2 separate regions of the Homo sapiens genome follow, and region 2 is linked to region 1. The links are chromatin contacts, found by Hi-C or POLR2A ChIA-PET in ENCODE. All regions are on one chromosome and are shown on one strand. Each heading gives the region's core, a stretch centred on a gene start or an enhancer-like site at or near the end of the contact. The rest is flanking DNA. Distances are from core to core; before and after follow the strand shown. Region 1 overlaps DIP2B (disco interacting protein 2 homolog B). Region 2 holds the start of ZNF740 (zinc finger protein 740).

What was found. A loop is a pair of places that touch in the nucleus more often than their neighbours do. ChIA-PET counts read pairs that join two places held with the same protein, here RNA polymerase II (POLR2A). Pooled maps may share reads with other maps.
Region 2: a loop to region 1 is called in a pooled map, with 7 times the contacts of the local background. The contact joins the promoter of ZNF740 here to the enhancer-like site in region 1. A Hi-C loop is called at or near these places in 1 of 50 pooled maps. POLR2A ChIA-PET finds 5 or more read pairs at or near these places in 2 of 52 experiments (B cell and T-cell).

The regions. Positions count from the first base shown.
Region 1 is chr12:50,531,109-50,535,126 of GRCh38, reverse strand. All of the region lies in intron 1 of DIP2B (disco interacting protein 2 homolog B), which reads right to left. Among named protein-coding and RNA genes, the nearest start is that of DIP2B, 28 kb to the right of the region's middle. RefSeq lists an enhancer at 2,116-2,185. Within about 2 kb of position 2,171, at least 19 of the 41 ENCODE cell types and tissues checked have a DNase peak (open chromatin) inside an H3K27ac peak, as active enhancers do; they include B cell, where a contact is called at or near this core.
Region 2 is chr12:53,178,535-53,182,552 of GRCh38, reverse strand. ZNF740 (zinc finger protein 740) reads right to left here and starts at 1,831. Exons shown (of 7, transcript NM_001004304.4): 1 at 1,716-1,831; 2 at 561-876. The coding sequence starts at 569. CSAD (cysteine sulfinic acid decarboxylase) reads left to right here and starts at 1,628. Exons shown (of 17, transcript NM_001244705.2): 1 at 1,628-1,821; 2 at 3,411-3,451. RefSeq lists silencers at 814-1,108, 1,462-1,761, 2,052-2,141 and an enhancer at 1,804-2,362.

The DNA.
Region 1 (4,018 bases), core at 922-3,421:
CCGGGTAGCTGGGACTACAGGCATGCACCATCACACCCGGCTAATTTTTTAATATTGTTTTGTAGAGACAGGGCTTCACCATCTTGCCCAAGCTGGTCTCAAACTCCCGAGCTCAAATGACCCACCCACCTCAGCCTCCCAAAGTCCTGAGATTATAGAAGTGAGCTATCACGCCAGGCCCTGTTCCAGTGAATTTAAAATAGGATCTCCTTTTCATATACTTTGATAAACAGATCTAATCATAGGTCATCTCAGGAACTAAGAGCTAGGAAGAACTAGATTCTCTCATCTAGCCACTTCATCTCCCAAAGGATAGGAGAGGTTAAATGACTTGCCCAAGGTCACAAAGCTTATAAACAGAAGTGAAACCCAAACCCACAATCTTTTCCATGTTACCTCACTGTCTCTGACATTCTCCTAATCTCAGAATGCTGTCCAGTTGATTTCTCTAAAAACCAACTGAGGCCGGGCATGGTGGCTCACGCCTGTAATCCCAGCACTTTGGGAGGCCGAGGTGGGTGGATCAGCTGAGGTCAGGAGTTCAAGACCAGCCTGACCAACATGGCGAAACCCCATCTGTACAAAAATTAGCCGGGCGTGGTGGCTCATGCCTGTAATCCCAGCTACTCAGGAGGCTGAGGCAGAAGAATCACTTGAACCTGGGAGGTGGAGGTTGCAGTGAACCGAGATTGCGCTACTACACTCCAGTCTGGGCGACACAGTGAGACTCCGTCTCAAAAAAAAAAAAAAAAAAAAATGAAATGAGAATGTGTAAAAAGAGTCCAGTCATTGGGTTTCAAAAGTCTTGAAAGTGTTTTTTTAGACACACATACATAATATAAATTCCCAGAAAATAAGGATTTGGCTAAAACTTGGTTCTCCATGAAAATGAGAAATGAGTCCTCAGCCTGTTGATGCCAACTTGACCAGATGAATCTCTTGTCCCTGAGTTCCCCAAAATGCTGATAAAGTCATATTTTATTCCCCAGAATACATGCCTAATTGGAGTTCTAACTAGTTGACTAATGACTAAAAAATTTAGAATCATGGGGAATGAGTTAGAGTAAGGAGATGGCTTAGAAAAAAATGAATTCTAAGTATTGATGAATTCTAATTATGATAATACCAAGTTCCAACTATCATACCTCAAATCTCTGATTTCACCTTCTGTCACAGGGGGGAAAAAAGTTTCTCCCATCTCCAAAAAGTAACAGGTACTTTTTATAATATAAAGTTAGGCCCGGCTCAGTGGCTCACTCCTATAATCCCAGCACTTTGGGTGGCTGAAAGGCAGGCAGATCACTTGAGCCCAGGAGTTCAAGACCAGCCTAGGCAAAGTAGTGAGAATCTCTGTCTAAAAAAATTTAAAAATTAGCCAGCATGGTGCCCACTTGGGAGGCTGAGGCGGGAGGATTGCTTGAGCCCAAGAGGTAGAGGTTGCAGTGAGCTGTGATCACACCACGGCACTCCAGCCTAGGCAACAGAGCAAGATCCTGTCTCAAAAAAAAAAAAGGAAAAAAGTTGTCTTCCTTGATAGGGCAGTTAAAAAATGGTTAGAATCCACAACTTCCTGTAGGTGAAATCCCTTCTTACCCTTGGAATCTGCTCCCTTTCTGAAGGATCCTCTGCTCACTTTACAGAGAACACATGCAAACACACACAAAATGCAAAACAGCAACAGCCAAAACTCTAGTTCGACGCTACCCTCACCCTACACAACTTGTCAGGGGTTGACCTGCAGTAATGGCTGATAAGGCTGACAGCAAAAGAAAAACAATCATCTTGGTTGGGTTATTTAATTTCAACTGAAGACTAGAAGACTACAAGACTCATCCTTACTACTCTCCTCTCCCTTCCAGAAAGGTCATGAGAAATATGTAGTCTTGAATTTGATGAGACTGAAAACAGAGAATTCCAAAGCATGAGAACTTATTACTAAACAACTGCTAATTAAAACAAAATGGACACTTTAATATTCTTTAAATTAATTCTATGTAAAACCTGATGAGGTAAACAAATATGGTCATGTCTTGTTCTTTATGACTCACTGTGACTCTGTCACATCCTCCTTCTCACTACTACCTTTGCTGTTAAGCACACAAACCATTTTAGATAACAGCTTGTAAAAGTTGGGAAAGCAGTTTCCTGTCAAATGAATCAGAAATAGATCACTGAAAAACCAGCCCGGTGAGGGCCAGAGGAGTCACTAACAAAGAGTTACTCTAATTCACTCAAGGCTTAAGTTTCTCTGCGTTTTTTCTCACACAGGAAAGAGTAAGACTTATACACTGCCCTTTCTTCCCCCACTTCCCTGAGAGCCCAAGGACAGCGCCCTGCTCCTTCTAGAGGAAAGGGGGTTACCCACACTCCCTTCTCTCAGGTCAAACCACACCCTACATTCCCAGCTGAGACTAGAGACCTCTTGTCTCACCTACTCTTACTCATCTTCTCTGGCACATCCTCACCTCACCTACCTTTCATGTCACTGACCACAGTGACTTTCCACAGAAGCACAGCTGCTTAAATGCTGGTGGGTTTTTTTGTATGTCTTCACAATGCATGTTCCAAGGATACATATATTACACTCTTATTTTTATTTGTTTTTTGTTTTTTGAGACAGAATCTGGCTCTGTCGCCCAGGCTGGAGTGCTGTGGTGCGATCTGGCTCACTGCAGCCTTCACCTCCCAGATTCAAGCGATCCTCCCACCTCAGACTCCCAAGTAGCTGGGATTACAGGCGCATGCCACCACACCTGGCTAATTTTTGTATTTTTAGTAGACACGCGGTTTCACTATGCTGGCCAGACTGGTCTGGAACTCCTGACCTTAAATGATCTGCCTGCCTCAGCCTCCCAAAGTGCTGGGATTACAGGCATGAGCCACCGCACCCGGCCAACACTCTTATTTTTAACTCAGAGAATACTCATAAGGCCACTAGGCAAGAACTCCCTCAGCTTCCTCATCCATCACCTATGAGTATCTGCCTCTGCTCCCATCCTTTCCTTCTTCCCTTCTGTTTCAGCAGAAAAGGAGTCATTCCTGGCATCCTGAATGATCACTCCAGCAGCACTTAGGGTCTCAAGCTTTGCTGACTCAGGGAGACCTCGTTCCATCACATCTTTCTACTCTAGACTTTCAATTCCTCCTCCCCAAGACCTCTTACCCCTCCACCAACAAATGAACACACTCAAGTCTCTACCTTCTTAACATAATTCATTTGTTTGGCCATCAAATATTTGTTGAGTGCCTACTACAGGCCAGGAGCAATTTTTTACTCTGGAGATAAAGCAGTGAATAAAACTAAGTTCCTGCCCTCAGGCAACTTATTTTCTAGTGAGGAGAGAGACAAAGAACAGATGAATGTGTATATATCCTAGCTACTTCCTTTCTCTCCACCTCACACGGCCAGGCTTGAAACAGCAGGGTACCCCGCCTGCCTCTACTTCCACTTCCTCTCTGCTTTGCATTCCTTATCCACTTTCAACAGGCTGCAGTGCCCCTTCCTTGCCCCAACCCTGTCCCTAAACCCTACTAAAACAGCTTAGGCAAAGGTCACCACCAATGACCTCTGCTTGTAATCTCAATTGCATTTTCTCAGTCCTAGTCTCAAACTCTATGCAACAAGAGACACTTAATACTCCTTGTTGTTTTGCTCTTCTCCCTCTGGTCACTCATACCCCTCTGACCTCTTTTCCAGGTTCTTTTTTTCAGCTTCCCCCTTAAATGGTGGTGCTTTCCAGTTCTGTGTTTAGCCTCTGCTCACTCAATATGCTCTCCTTGGCTGGGTGCAGCGGCTCACACCTATAATCCCAGCACTCTGGGAGGCCGAGGTGGGCGGATCACAAGGTCAGGAGATCGAGACCATCCTGGCTAACATGGTGAAACCCCATCTCTACTAAAAATACAAAAAAAAATTAGCCAGGCGTGGTGACAGGCATCTGTAGTCCCAGCTACTCGGGAGGCTGAGGCAGGAGAATGGCGTGAACCCAGAAGTCAGAACTTGTAGTGAGCTGAGATT
Region 2 (4,018 bases), core at 582-3,081, 2.6 Mb before region 1:
CCTATGTACATACCCCTATTATTGCACATTCCTCAATCAACAGATTCAGAGTCTCTACTACTAGCCAGCCACTATACAAGGCATTGTGAATATAAAAATAAATGGCTTTCCATCCCTCTCCCGACCCCAACTAGCCTGGAAGCTCACTGGGGACAAGGACAATCGTATTCATCTTTGTATTCCCAGCACAATGCCTTGCATGCAACAGGAACTCAATAAATTCCTGTTGGAAAAAAACAAAAGAAGCATTCACCGTACTATTCACTCCCTTACACCCCTCAGCACTTAATGTACCAAATGTAAACTGAGTACACGTTGCTTTGCAAATGTCCCATCAGTGCCTGTGATGCAGTATAGCCTACCTCCTTCATTTGACTGGAAGCTCCCTGAAGGCAGGGGCTGTGGCCTGTCTCCTTTCCTTCCTCTAGATCTCCCCCTGGTGCTTAATACAGAGCTTGGATCACTGGGGTTGGTCAATATGTTGACTAAGGCAGCATTCAAGAGTGAAACTGCAAACAGGCTTCCCAGTTATCTTGGAGGAGGACTCTAGAGCTTTTTACCTGAGCCATGCTGATTTCTCACTTAAGGCAACCCAAAAGTTCAGGAGTTCCTAGGTCCACCTTTCCTTGAGACACTGTCGTTTTGAAGAACTGTCACCAAATCACGGTAGCGACTCCTTCGTGTCCCATCAGTCCTGTTGCCATATTGAACTTTGTCTTCAAATAGAACTTAGTGTCCTCCGAAGAAAAGATAGGTGTTCCAAGAATCCCTGGACTCTGCCTGGCTCCTGCCTATTGTCTGAAGAAAAAGAGAGTCTACCAGTCTTGGTTTTCCAGTTGAATTCTCTTGATGAAGCTCACGATCTGTTTCAGAAACCTGAAACCAGAAAGGAAGAGGGGGGCTGCTAAATGCAACATCTTCAGGCCATTACAACGTGCGATATGAATTTTTTTTTTGCTGGGCGCTCTCTGTGAAGCTCAGAACGAGGACATGAGTCAAGAAGAGTTTTCTTTCTAGGTCAATAGGAGGAACTGGTCTCCTGGGCAAGGAGTGGAAGCCAACAGGAGCAAAAGTAATTGGGGCCTCCTATGGAGGAACTCTGCCAAAAGGAAAGTTGCTTGGATTTGCCATCTCAGGAATGGAAGAAGGGGGCGGAGACCCTTTGGGGCTTTTGTGCCCAGTGGGCCGGCCCGAAAAGCTCGCACTTTACAGAGGCGGCAAGACTAGGGTGGAGGAAAGCTCAAGGGCCATCGCTGGGTGCTTCGGTGGCGGGCAGAAACGGGACTGGCAGTGCCCACACGTGTGCGTTCTCCCCGTCCGCCCGAAGGTAGGGAAACTTGCTGCGGAGGTGGAGGACAGGCAGGCGAAGCCCGGCGCGGCGTGTCGCCCGCCTCGCTCCGGCCAGCCAGCCTCTGCACCCGCTGCACCAACCGGGAGCAGAGCCGGAGAGTGCCGAGAAGCGCGCGAGATGCGTGCTCGCGCCCGCGTCCCCTCCGAGAGCCCTCTCCCGGGCCGGGGACGCGGCGGGACGCGCGGGCAGGGGGCGGTGTGCGCGCACGGCCTTTCCCCTCCCTCCCCCGGAGATCCCCCTCCCTTCGCCACGCGCCCCTCCTCCCCTCCCCTCCCCCTTCCCGCGCGGCACCCCACGGCTTGCGAGCTACTGAAGCGCTGCCGTCTGTACGGACGACGCTGCGGTCTTTGGGGCTTGCTCCTACCTGCCAGGCGCGGCCTCCCGCTGGCTCCCTGGCCGCGCGGCGCCTCCTCCAGGCCCCAGCACACCCTGCCAACCCCACCGCCGCGGCTGCCCCCACCGGGACCGAGGCAAGTTTACAAACACCAACCCCGGCCCGTTTCCCCGGAAGCACTTCCCCCTCCCCCTCGTCCTCTCCGCCGAGCGGCTGCATCCACTTCCGGGCTCGGCAGCTAGACTAGCGGGGGCAGCCTCAGAGCGGGTGAGCTTGGGGACGCACGGAGAGGTGCAGCTGGGTGAGTGGGCGGCGCCGTGCGCCGAGGGCATGGAGGAGGGAGCGCTGAGGCCGGCGCGTGCGCCGTGGCCGGGGCGCGCCCCGGCCGCCATCGAGACTGAGGGCAGGACCCTCGGCCCTTCGATGATTGTACGCTGGGTGCTCGATGGGAGGAGGGTTTGCTGGGTGAGCTGGTTCAGACTCCTTGAAAAATCATCGTCACTCTTTCTTCCTCGCGGACGTCCTGCCCATCGCTCTGAGCCGGCGCCCCAAGTAGAGCCAGAGTAGTTCGTACCCAGCCTTTTCACGTAACTCGGCCGAGGTGGTTCTTCTCCGAATTTTTTCCGTCAGGCCCAGATTAGCAGATTTTGGGGTCAGCTGGGAGAGGCGTTAACTTTTCTTCGCACACTCTTGCTTTGTGCGCTCAACCACAGTCTGAATTCTCGCAGAGGCGTTCCTTGAGTAGCCCTTGGCCACACTGCTCACCTCCCTGCAGAAGTCAAAGCCCCAGCCCTCCTCTGCGAATCCCGAGGCCAGCCTGGTTGGTTACCTTCTCCCCTTCGCCCTTTACTCCAGGCCGTCCAGCATCAAACACTAGCCTCCACACGTGGAAAAGACCCTGACTCCCACAGTAGACTAGTCTTATGGGAGTCCTGGCTCTTGGGCCAGGCTGCATTAGGAAAATGGAAACCAGACTGTCTTCAAATTCTTCTGCCTAGCCTTAGCCATTAGAGAGAGGTCCTGCTAAAGATGGACTGCAAATGCGCTTGATGGAAGGAGATGTCAATTCCACTGAAGTCCTCATTTCTGCTGTAGGTGATATTATGTCGTGACTTTAGGAGAAGTAATGGTGATACCAAAAGAAAAAAAAAACTGTATGATGAAAAAAAGACAAGGATTCTCAACTTTTTTTTTTTTGTAGACAGATTTCATTTCCCTGAGCCACTCCATGATTTGGGCCATTGAAAGTACGTTTTTTGTGTTTTAGGATCATTCTAAAATAGAGACAAAATGGAGAAAGAGAGAGATAAAGAAACATCACCAGGAATAAGTCTTTTAAATCTTTTTTGAAAATTAGCTCCTACTTATTTTACAAATCGACACAACGCAAAAGTATAAAAGACACAAAATGGTTATTCTCCCCCTCTACTTATCCCATGCTCCTGAAGGGAATCATTCTTACCAGTTTGGTATATATGCTTTTAGGCTTTTTTCTGTGTTCATACAAAAATCTTTTCAACCAGTATTTATTGAGCACCTGTAATGCGCCATACAGTGTATTTTAGACATCTGAGTCAGCTAACATTTAAAAAACTGTTGCACAGTATTCCAGTTTATGTGTGTGCCTTGTCCCATCTTGATGAACATTTAGGTTTCAGATTTTTTTGCTTTATAAACAATACAATAATGAACATCCTTAAATAGTTATCTTTTTGCTCCGGGCAGGGTGGCTCACACCTGTAATCCCAGCACGTTGGGAAGCCGAGGTGGGCGGATCATCTGAGGTCGGGAGTTCCAGACCAGCCTGACCAACATGGAGAAACCGCGTCTCTTCTAAAAATACAAAATTAGCCGGGCGTGGTGGCACATGCCTGTAATCCCAGCTACTCGAGAGGCTGAGTCAGGAGAATCACTTGAACCCGGGAGGCGGGAGTTGTGGTGAGGCGAGAGTCGTGCCTTTCCTGGGCAATAAGAGTGAAACTCTGTCTCAAAAAAGAAAAAAAAGTTACCTTTTGCATTTATAAGGATTTATAGATAGGATATGTGCTTTTATTTAAATTTATTTTTATTTTTATTTTTTTTTGAGATGGAGTCTCACTCTGTCACCCAGGCTAGAGTGCAATGGCACAATCTTGGCTCACTGCAACCTCCACCTCCCAGGTTCAAGCAATTCTCCTGGCTTAGCCTCCTGAGTAGCTGGCGCCTGCTGCCAGCCCGGCTAATTTTTTTGTATTTTTTAGTAGAGATGGAGTTTCACCATGTTGGTCAGGCTGGTCTTGAACTCCTGACCTCAGGTCATCTACCCACCTTGGCCTCCCAAAGTGCTGGGATTC